3 separate regions of the Homo sapiens genome follow, and regions 1 and 3 are each linked to region 2. A link is a contact called in ENCODE Hi-C or POLR2A ChIA-PET data. All regions are on one chromosome and are shown on one strand. Each heading gives the region's core, a stretch centred on a gene start or an enhancer-like site at or near the end of the contact. The rest is flanking DNA. Distances are from core to core; before and after follow the strand shown.

The links. A loop is a pair of places that touch in the nucleus more often than their neighbours do. ChIA-PET counts read pairs that join two places held with the same protein, here RNA polymerase II (POLR2A). Pooled maps may share reads with other maps.
Region 1: a loop to region 2 is called in a map of lower leg skin, with 4 times the contacts of the local background. The contact joins two enhancer-like sites. A Hi-C loop is called at or near these places in 1 of 168 maps with a recorded cell type or tissue (lower leg skin), 1 of 37 single-sample maps with no recorded cell type and 7 of 50 pooled maps. POLR2A ChIA-PET finds 5 or more read pairs at or near these places in 7 of 52 experiments (A673, H1, OCI-LY7 and 4 more).
Region 3: a pooled map shows a loop between it and region 2 (7-fold over the local background). The contact joins two enhancer-like sites. A Hi-C loop is called at or near these places in 1 of 168 maps with a recorded cell type or tissue (lower leg skin), 1 of 37 single-sample maps with no recorded cell type and 7 of 50 pooled maps. POLR2A ChIA-PET finds 5 or more read pairs at or near these places in 4 of 52 experiments (A673, H1, activated T-cell and 1 more).

What each region holds. Positions count from the first base shown.
Region 1 is chr18:51,167,943-51,171,286 of GRCh38, reverse strand. No RefSeq gene overlaps it. Among named protein-coding and RNA genes, the nearest start is that of MEX3C, 28 kb to the left of the region's middle. RefSeq lists an enhancer at 2,551-3,131. Within about 2 kb of position 1,871, at least 2 of the 41 ENCODE cell types and tissues checked have a DNase peak (open chromatin) inside an H3K27ac peak, as active enhancers do.
Region 2 is chr18:51,233,878-51,237,069 of GRCh38, reverse strand. No RefSeq gene overlaps it. Among named protein-coding and RNA genes, the nearest start is that of MEX3C, 38 kb to the right of the region's middle. Within about 2 kb of position 1,794, at least 2 of the 41 ENCODE cell types and tissues checked have a DNase peak (open chromatin) inside an H3K27ac peak, as active enhancers do.
Region 3 is chr18:51,150,881-51,154,006 of GRCh38, reverse strand. No RefSeq gene overlaps it. Among named protein-coding and RNA genes, the nearest start is that of MEX3C, 45 kb to the left of the region's middle. RefSeq lists enhancers at 1,986-2,035, 2,046-2,205. Within about 2 kb of position 1,671, at least 6 of the 41 ENCODE cell types and tissues checked have a DNase peak (open chromatin) inside an H3K27ac peak, as active enhancers do.

The DNA.
Region 1 (3,344 bases), core at 622-3,121, 66 kb after region 2:
CTAGAAAGCTAAAATTTCAAAAAGGATTGAGGGAATACTTGATAATTTGTGGATTTGGCTAATGCCCAACATGTGTAAATTAGCCAGGTTTATTAGGTGACAGGAGAATGTGATCATAGAGTTAATAAATAGCAATACCTATTGAAAAATTATTAGTATTGTTGAAGTAAAATTTTCTGAAAGACCATTTAAAACAACAGAGAAATACTGGACAGATAGACTGTGTTGCCCAGGCTGGCCTCAAGCGATCCTCCAGCTTCGGCCTCCCAGAGTGCTAGGATTACAAACATGAGCCACTGTGCCCAGCCTACTTAGGATGTTTTTTAAAAAATCCTGGAAGCTCTAGTTATCTAGAGGCTAGGCAGATCTTTCTAAGTTTGTGTCATCAGTGGATGGGTGAAGGTTCTCAGAATTCATATTCTGAGAGCTGCCATCTCATTTGAATTTGAGAAAGCAAACTCCAAAATCTGCTTCTCTTGGACTGTTCCCAGTGGCTTTTCTTGAACCACACATAATCCAATGAAAAGATCTTATTCTCATGACTAGAAACTTGTGAGAACTCTTGAGTCAGTCGTCTTTTATGTTTTCCTAAGCAGGTGATTCCAAGTGCTTTTTCAAAAATGCATCCTTATGTTGAAGATTGTATTTGTGGTCAAGGATTTCAGAAATGGTCCCTTTTCTTTGCTAGTAGGCAAGCTTTTTTGATGTTCCTATTACTTTAGATGGTGCCCTTATCTTTTTAACTTTCCCCAGGAATAGCATCCTTCTGCCATCCCTTCCACCGTCACCACTACTTAGACACCCTTAGGTGCCACCCCTTCCCGAGAAAAGATAGAATCAGGACTCCACACCTCTCTCCCCCTGGGGTCTTAAAATCCAAGTAGACCAATGAAGGGAATTTAGTGTGTCACCTTTTAGAGTACATCTGATTTTTCAGTCATTTCCTATGCTTTCCAAATCCTGGTCATTACACCTAGAAACTGCTCCTGGGCTAGCCCTACAAAGGTGTCAAGGCATGGGAGTTGTAGAATTTCACTGTAGTCTCCAACTTGGGCTTCCATTTCAAGTTCCCTTATTTTCTGGCTTTGTCAGAGGGTACTTAATCCCATATTTTGCAGATTAATATTTTGCATCTCATTTTCCTTATCTGTAAAATGGAAATAATTGCCTCTGAGAACTGCCTGAAACCTAAGTATGAAACTAAGGCATAGAAATGCTTGCTGTGAAGTACATAATTTACTTTCATAGGTAGCATCCTCTTGTTCTGATTCTTTTAAAAATCCAGCATGACCCTGAAAATACTGTTGAAGTGCTCTGGAAGAGCAGTGTAAAGTAAAAGTGAAAAGCCTTTGGGGTTTGAAGCACTACCTTTAGTTGTGTGGCCCAGTTAGTACAAAGTGAACTCAGGTGCATAGTTTCACATAATCTTTACCATAGCCCTAGAGGTGGAAGTATTATCTCCATTTTTCAGAGAATAAAGCTGAGGCTTAAGAGTAAAAATTAATAAAGAGTAAAAAATAAGTAACAGGCTTAAGGTAAAAATTCCCAAGTCTAAAGGCATTTTCAGAAGATTCCATGGAAAATGCCTCAGTTGCTTGCAAATGTGAGCATTTTTTATTTAACTGGGCATGCCAATCAAAATATTTCAGTGGCCCTTTTTAATGATAGGATTAATTCATATCCTCAGACTGTCATGATCATGAAGAGCTTGAGCTAGTTAAGGCACAAATAATTGTTTCAGAATCGATTTGTTGATCCAGTGAGCACTTGCCTTGCCAAGCAAATGAAATGTCAAAATCAGTCAAAGCTTTGGTGGAGTCAGAATTTTTACTTTTAGTTTCATCTTTGATGCCATAGCATGAGCAGATAGTGGCCCAGCCAGATAACTTTGTTGACTTTTTGAAGGATTGGTCTTTTTCTAGAATAATGCAAATCCATTGACTTAAGTGTTTGTAGTTCTGAGTATGTAGTTTGCCTTGTCCTAGAGAGAAAAATCAAGAATGGGGGATGGACCTCATATTTTATTACTATGTGATGCTTTTTTTTTTTCTTCCTGGACCACATTTGTTTTTTTGTTTTTGCTTTTGCTTTTTTTTGAGACAAAGTCTCACTTGCTCTGTCACCCAGGCTAGAGTGCAGTGGTGTGATCTCGGCTCATGGCAACCTCTGCTTCCTGGATTCAAGTGATTCCCCTGCCTCAGCCTCCCGATTAGCTGGGATTACAGGCGGCCGCCACCACCCCTGGCTAATTTTTGTATTTTTATTAGAGAGAGACGGGGTTTCACTATGTTGGCCAGGCTGGTCTCAAACTCCTGACTTCAAGTGACCTGGACCACATTTCAACCCCTAGCTTCTTTTCTGTTCTGGCCCATTTTCTATTGCTTTTTCACATCTTTCCAAAAGGCTATTTAAATCAGTCCACTGACCTATGAGTCTTCATTCTGATCCCAGTGTCTCTAACATACCCTTGACTTATAGCTGCTAAAAGTGTACCAATTGAGAAGAGGGTTGGTTCTGCTTCCGGGGACGGCTGCAGGAGTTTAAAGTTGCTGCCAGATCCGACACTTGTAAGCCTGTTTCCTACCCACCTCCCCTTGTATGGGTGGGCTAACCTCAACTTCTCCCTTTAGCTCAGGGGTACTCAACCTTAGTACTATTGACATTTTGGGGTGAATAATTTGTTGGGGGGTAGGAGGCTGTCCTGTGCACTATGGGGTGTTTACCAGCATCCCTGGCCTCCACCCACTAGATGTCAGTAGTACACACACACACACACACACACACACACACACACAGTTGTGACCATCACAAATGCCTTCTGACATTGAAAGCCAAACCCTCATTAGCCAGTCCAAGGCTTAAGCAAGTTCTAGGTTGAGTACTTGAGTTAAGCATGCTCCTAAATGTTTCATATACAATGACACTTAATCCTTAAACTCTATGAGGGAAGTAGTACCCCCTCCTACAGATGAGAGCCCCATCTCAGAGATGAATGAACTTGCCCAGGGTTACACAATGAGACAAAGAATGGCATTCGGCCATTCTGATGTGCATGTTCTTCACCCCTGCTGGGTGCTGCTTCCTCACATTCCAATTGAAATGCCACAGTCGGGGTTCCTAAGCCCGAGGACCCCTTTACAAAGCTGTCTCTTGCACTTCCCAGGTTTTCTCTAGAGATCTTGCTGCCAGGCAGCCAGACCACTGTGTCCTGAGGGCCTGCTTTACAGTCACCCAGGCCCGGGCCTGCTGCACTTCCCACCTCAGACAGTGCCTATTACCAGCAGCCCCATCAAGTTGCCTCAGAATCTATTTGGTGAAAGATAGGTTGTGCATGGAACAAACAA
Region 2 (3,192 bases), core at 545-3,044:
TAGTAAAATAACTGGACAGTCATCTGAAAGAAAATAAAGTTGAATCCCTACCTCACATCTTAAACTAAAATAAATTCCAGATTGGCCAAAGAGGGAAGAGACTTTAGAGAAAACATTGAATAGAAGACTAACTTTCCACTGTAAACTTTCTGTCATTTAAATTGCATAGTGTATGCATTGTCAATTTAAAAATCATTGTATTTAAAACATACTCAGATTCTTACATAAGCAATATAGCATACTAGAAAGCCACAGACCTGAGAATCTAGTTGTGTTTTCTAGTCCTAAATTTGCACTAATAAAGTTACAACCTTGGACAATTCATCTTCTTTTCATCTCTAAAGTGTATTAGGTCAGACGGATTCCTGTGTCTTTGGCTCTAAAACTCTCTAACACGTTAAATTTAAGCTTATAAACTGACCTATGAGTACTTTTTCTACTGTAACTGGTTTTAGTGGTTTTCCTAATAAACAACAGATCCTTTGTTGTGGAATTTAGCTTCAAACATTATTCAGTGCCCACTCCAGTCACACCATTACCACCAATGAAGACAGCAGGCAAAGTGCATTTTAGGGCTCAGCCAGGAGTTTCTGGCCTGTCAGTGGTTGGCCCTCTCTCATACTATACAAATAGATAAGGAAAGGATTGCCTCATGGGATTGAATGCCTTGGGTGGTGAAGCCTGTGACTCATACCAGAGATTGCCGAAGGGACTCTACGGTCCATAGCCAATCAGCTTCCATGATTCAGAGGCCCATTGTCTGGTTTGAGGCTTATTTGGATCTTTAGCTTTTTTCTGTGCCCCACCTTTTGACTATCCTACAAAATACCTCCACCAAAAAAGGAAAAGAATAAAAACATAAATCAATCTACTACTTGTTAACAACTTTACCAAAATAATAGCAATTGTTAGCTACCATAGCCAACAGGCAAATAATTTTATGTGTTTCAAGAAACTTAAAAACTGAAAAGCATCTTAGCCATCATCTAGTCTAAACCACACATTTTACAGATGAGAAAAGTGAGGTTTAGTGAGGTGAAAATGACTTGCTTAAGGTACACAGCCAGTTCCTGGAAAATCCAACCCCAAAAAGTTCATGTGTTCCAGCACCTGGTCTGAAGCTGTTTCCACCTGTTATCTTTCATCCTTAAATTATTTTCAAAACTGTGCTGATATGCTTGTGTAAGAACATCATCAGCCTAATAAAAGTATGTATTTTTTTCCTAATAATGGTTTGGCTTCATCTGCTCTATCCGGACTCTGATATTGTTTAGACCTATGACCTTGGGAGTAGAGCTTCTAAGCAGAAAACTGAGGGAAGAGACTGAAATCTAAGAAAATCTAAATGCCAGTTTAGAACTGCCCTGGAGGGTGTATTTCTTACCCAGCCCTCCCTGCCACCATCAGTTTCCAGTCACATCCCCAGGAACACTTGTCGTCAGACTTTTTTTTTTTTTTTTGGTAACATTCTGTCCCTCCCTTTCCACTCCCATCTGCAGCCAAAATGATTCTTAGAGCTTATCTCAGACACATGCCCAACCTAATTCTACCCAGGAAATAGCTGTCAGCAAATTTCCTTGGGGGTTTGTAATTCCCTTTAACTTAAGTAGGTCGTTGCACTAAAGGAAGTATAAAGATGGAATGAATGAGAATAAGCTGCTGGATGGGGCTTGTGTGAGATCTGTGAAAATGGAGGGAAGATGGGCAGAGTGGCAGGGTGAGGCCAGCAAGGGAAGTCCCCCTGGGAGCTTTTGGATGACTCAGACCTCACAGCCTTACTAGTCAGACAGGCTGACAGAGTCAGAAAGAGTGAATGTTTAAGGGACCCTAATCCTAACGACGTGGAGTCACTGTTCTGCCTGCGTCTATACATATTTCTTCTCAAAGAAAGAAGGGCTCCGAAGAGCACAAGAGACAAGCTATATGGGAAGATGCCATTTTGCAAGTTGAGAAGAGGTGCTTGGGGCTGAAAAGGTGGAGATGGATGACCTGCAATGCAGAGGTCTTATTAACATAGTTGACTTGCTTCCAACAAAAACCAAATGATCCCTTTCTCACCAAGCTGCCCGATCTCCCTTTGAAAAGTCCATTCGGATAAGTAGAGACCTAAAATCCACAAAATAAACATCCCCGGTTGGATGCAGTGTCTTGGGTAAGACACCTTGTGGGGTTAGGCTGAGTAACACCAGAGTAAAATGATAAGGATTATCTTTCAGGGAGAAGGAGGGAGGAGTCACCAGGGGGAAGAAACATTGTGGGAAAGTGAATATTGCTGACAGGCACAACCCTGGCATATTCTTACATGAGTGCCCTGAGACTCTCTGACATAGATGGCCTTGACCTTCTCTCAAAACCTCCTAGAAGCCTGCTTCCTGTCAAGTGCAGCAAAGCCTACCCCACCACCCCCAGCACACACCCCACCTCATCACAGGATATGGTCTTGTTTGCCATTGCTTAGCCACGGCAACTGTACCTACCAGGCTATAGGTATTTTACCTGTGAAGAGATAGAAACAAGCTGTCTCATTAAACGTGGGTTTACCACTGTTGCCCCTAAAATTTTGACTCTTAGGATACATGGTGACATACGCTAGAAATCTATTGATAAGGTGAGGTTGCTCCCTAAGACTCCTCTGCTCTGTAGTACACACACATCCAGGCATTCATTCATGTATTAAAAATTGTGCAGTGCTTATTAAGCAACAGGCAGTGCAAGCAGGAATATACAAGGGTGAGAAAACTGCCCTCTTGAACCACATACTGCAGTCAGGAGAAGCACTGTCCCGGAGAAATAACAACGTGAGTCATACATGTAATTTTTTTTTCTTTTTTTGAGATGGAGTCTCACTCTGTTGCCCAGGCTAGAGTGCAGTGCCACGATCTCGGCTCACTGCAACCTCCACCTCCCAGGTTCAAGCGATCTCATGCCTCAGCCTCCCAAGTAGCTGGGATTACAGGCACCCACTGCTATGCCTGGCTAATTTTTGTATTTTTAGTAGAGACGGGGTTTCACCATGTTGGCCAGGCTGGTCTCGAACTCCCGGCCTCATGTGATCCACCCTCCTTGGCCTGCCAAAGTGCTGGGATTACAGGCATGAGCCACGCACACCCAGCCTAGTAGCCATGTTTTAAAAGGATAGAAAGAAACAACTGAAATTGATCCTAACAATATATTTTAGTTAATACAATATAC
Region 3 (3,126 bases), core at 422-2,921, 83 kb after region 2:
AGCGTCTTCAGTTGCTATTCTGGTCGTGTGAGTCGCTAGTTTTTTCCAAAGACTGAACTGCTATTTTTTCCTCTGGTGGAGGCATGGTGAGCAGCTGGTCCCCCCACCAGGATCAGTTGGGTAGCAGGCCAGCCCCCCTCGGCCAGCCCTGGCCTGGGGGCATGGGGACCCTTCACAGACTGAGTTGAGGAGCCACAGGGGAGCAGGGAGTACCGTCCGCTGAGCGGCCACCCAGCACTTTGTGTTTCAGTTCGCACTGAGCATGTAGTGTGCACCTGCCTTGCCCAGGAGAAGCAAAACAAAAACAAGCCAGGTCCCCAGCGCCTGTCTGGGGGACCTCAGCCCCACAGGGCATTGGGAGTGGCTGGAGTCAAACCCAGGCCTAGGGAGAGGCAGGTAAAGAGCTTCTTAAGTGAAATACCAGGGTCTCAAATCCAAGAATTTTAGATCTGGAGTTTCCAAACACCCTGAGACTCATACCAGACACATTCAGTAGGTCCTCTCTACAAGACTTTTAGTTTTCATTTGAATTAAAGTCTTAAAAATTAATGTAAACACATCTGACATCAGATGATCATCTCACAACTCTCACAACTAAGTATGTCTAGAGATCTCAGAGCCAAATAGTAGTAATTTTATAGGACGGAGCAGAGGATTTCATTTGTAAACGCCACAATAGTGTTCTGTATAGTGAAATGTTGCAATTTTTCCAATAGAGGCAAGATTTGGAAGAGCCCCATCATCAGACCACACAGCCTGGGTATCACTGAGTGCAGCATTCATGGTGTTTGAGTTCAGAAAAACAACATAGCAAGTCACATTAATGTGCTAACAAGTTCGGGTGGTTTTTCAGGAACTTTTGGTGTTTTCTTTGTACACTGATTTTGGTTTTAGAATTACTTAAGAGCCATTAAAATATATAGAAGTTAAATAATTTTATGGCTGGGTGCGGTGGCTCACACCTGTAATCCCAGCACTTTGGGAGGCCAAGGCGGGCGGATCACGAGGTCAGGAAATCGAGACCATCCTGGCTAATACGGTGAAACACCGTCTCTACTAAAAATATAAACAATTAGCCAGGCATTGGGGTGCATGCCTGTAATCCCAGCTACTGGGGAGGCTGAGGCAGGAGAATGGCGTGAACCCAGGAGGCGCAGTTTGCGGTGAGCCGAGATCGCGCCACTGCACTCCAGCCTGGGCGACAAAGCAAGACACCTTCTCAAAAAATAAAAATAAAAAATTATGTTCGTACTTATTTAAGTAATATGATAAACAAAATAATTTCAGTCATCCCTAGGGAATCATACGATTTCTGGTTTCCTTTGTGTAACAGAGGTTTGTACCTGACTCCGATGTAAAAACCATTACTCTCATGTTTGAATCAGATAGCTAGAATTATCTACAACAAAGGCTCATGCTGGAAGAATTAAAGCGAGGTCTTTCAGGGCTTAGGACTAGCAAAGATAGGGGGCCCTAGGGAAGCCTGTTGTCCCTAGCGTGTTTACTGGGAGCTGAGGTTAAGCAGACGCGGAAGAGGTAAAAAAAAAAAAAATAAAAAATAAGAGGCGAGGCTAACATCTAGGGAAGAAACAGCAAGCCTGTCTGCGGGGGCCACCAGAGGGCATGTTCACTACCAGCAACACACACACGCGCGCACACACACACCCACACACGCCCACACAGCCCCGGAGGCCACGGGAGACAGGTGAGGCCATCGCCCTGGGAGTGACAAAGTGACTCCTCACCTGCTCCACTGCCTTGGGGGCAGGGGAGTGTATGACACTTCAAGCGCTCACTGACTGTTCCTTGCCAGTGGATTGGGGGGTCCCAGTGATTAGGTCTGGGCTGTCATGGTCAGGAGGGCCACAGCTTTCCTCAGGTTGTTCCTCAGACATCTCAGAAACCACACTGACCACAGGAGCAAAACAAGAAGCACAGCTGTGCAAGAGGTATACAGCCAGAAGTGGCCAAATTTATGCCAGCCAATAAAGAAGCCCATAATGCGGCAAGGCTCTAGTCCTGCCACCCGCGGTGTGGGGACACGACGAAGGAGCAAGTCCAATCAACAGTCCTCCGCGTCCCTCCAGCAGTTGAGTCAGGAAGTCAGGTGCCAGGTCCTCTCGGGACAGAAACTCCAGAGATCTGGGTTTTCTGCCCTCTGAGACTGGACCTGCGAGAATCTTCTTATTTGGAAGGAGGTGGTTGGTAAAGGAAGACAAAATAAGGCTGGAAACAGACCCAGACACATTTAGAAACAAACGGAGCAAATGAAGCACTGGGGAGAGTCACTTTCTGAAAGCCAGACACCTCAGGACCATGTGGGTGGGGTGTTTCCAGGGAGGACGGAAACTTTCACCATCACCTTCCTGTCAACTGAGTGTCTGACCCCACCCCAAGTGTACTTGTGTGCTAGGACCGCCGTAATAAAATACCACACTGGGCAGTGTCAACAACAGACATTCATTTTCTCACAGTTCTAGAGGCTGGAAGTCCAAAATGGAGGTGTTGCAGGGCTGGTTTCTCTTGCTGCTCCTCTCCTCAGCTCGCAGCTGGCCGCCTTCTGCAGTGCCTTCACATGGTGCCCACCTTCTGCAGTGCCCAGCTTCTGCAGTGCCTGCCTTCTGCAGTGCCCACCTTCTCCAGTGCCCGCCTTCTGCAGTGCCTGCCTTCTCCAGTGCCTGCCTTCTCCAGTGCCTGCCATCAGCAGTGCTCACCTTCTGCAGTGCCTTCACATGGGCTTTGCTCTGTGACCGTGCATACGTGGCATCTCCTCCTCCTCTTATTGTAAGGACACTGTGCCACCATAGGAGGGGGGCCAGACCTTTATGACCTCACTTAACCTTAATTACCTCTTTAAAGGTCTGATTTCCAGGCCAGGCAATACCAGCACTTTGGGAGGCAGAGATGGGTTGATCAACTGAGGTCAGGGGTTTGGGACCAGCCTGGCCAACATGGCAAAAACCCGTCTCTACTAAAAATATAAAAATTAGCCAGCCATGGTGGCAGGCACCTATAATCCCAGCTACTGGGGAGGCTGAGGCAGGAGAATCAATTGAACATGGGAGGCGAAGGTTGCAGTGAGCCAAGAGCACACCACTGCATGCTAGCCTGGGCGACACAGTAAGA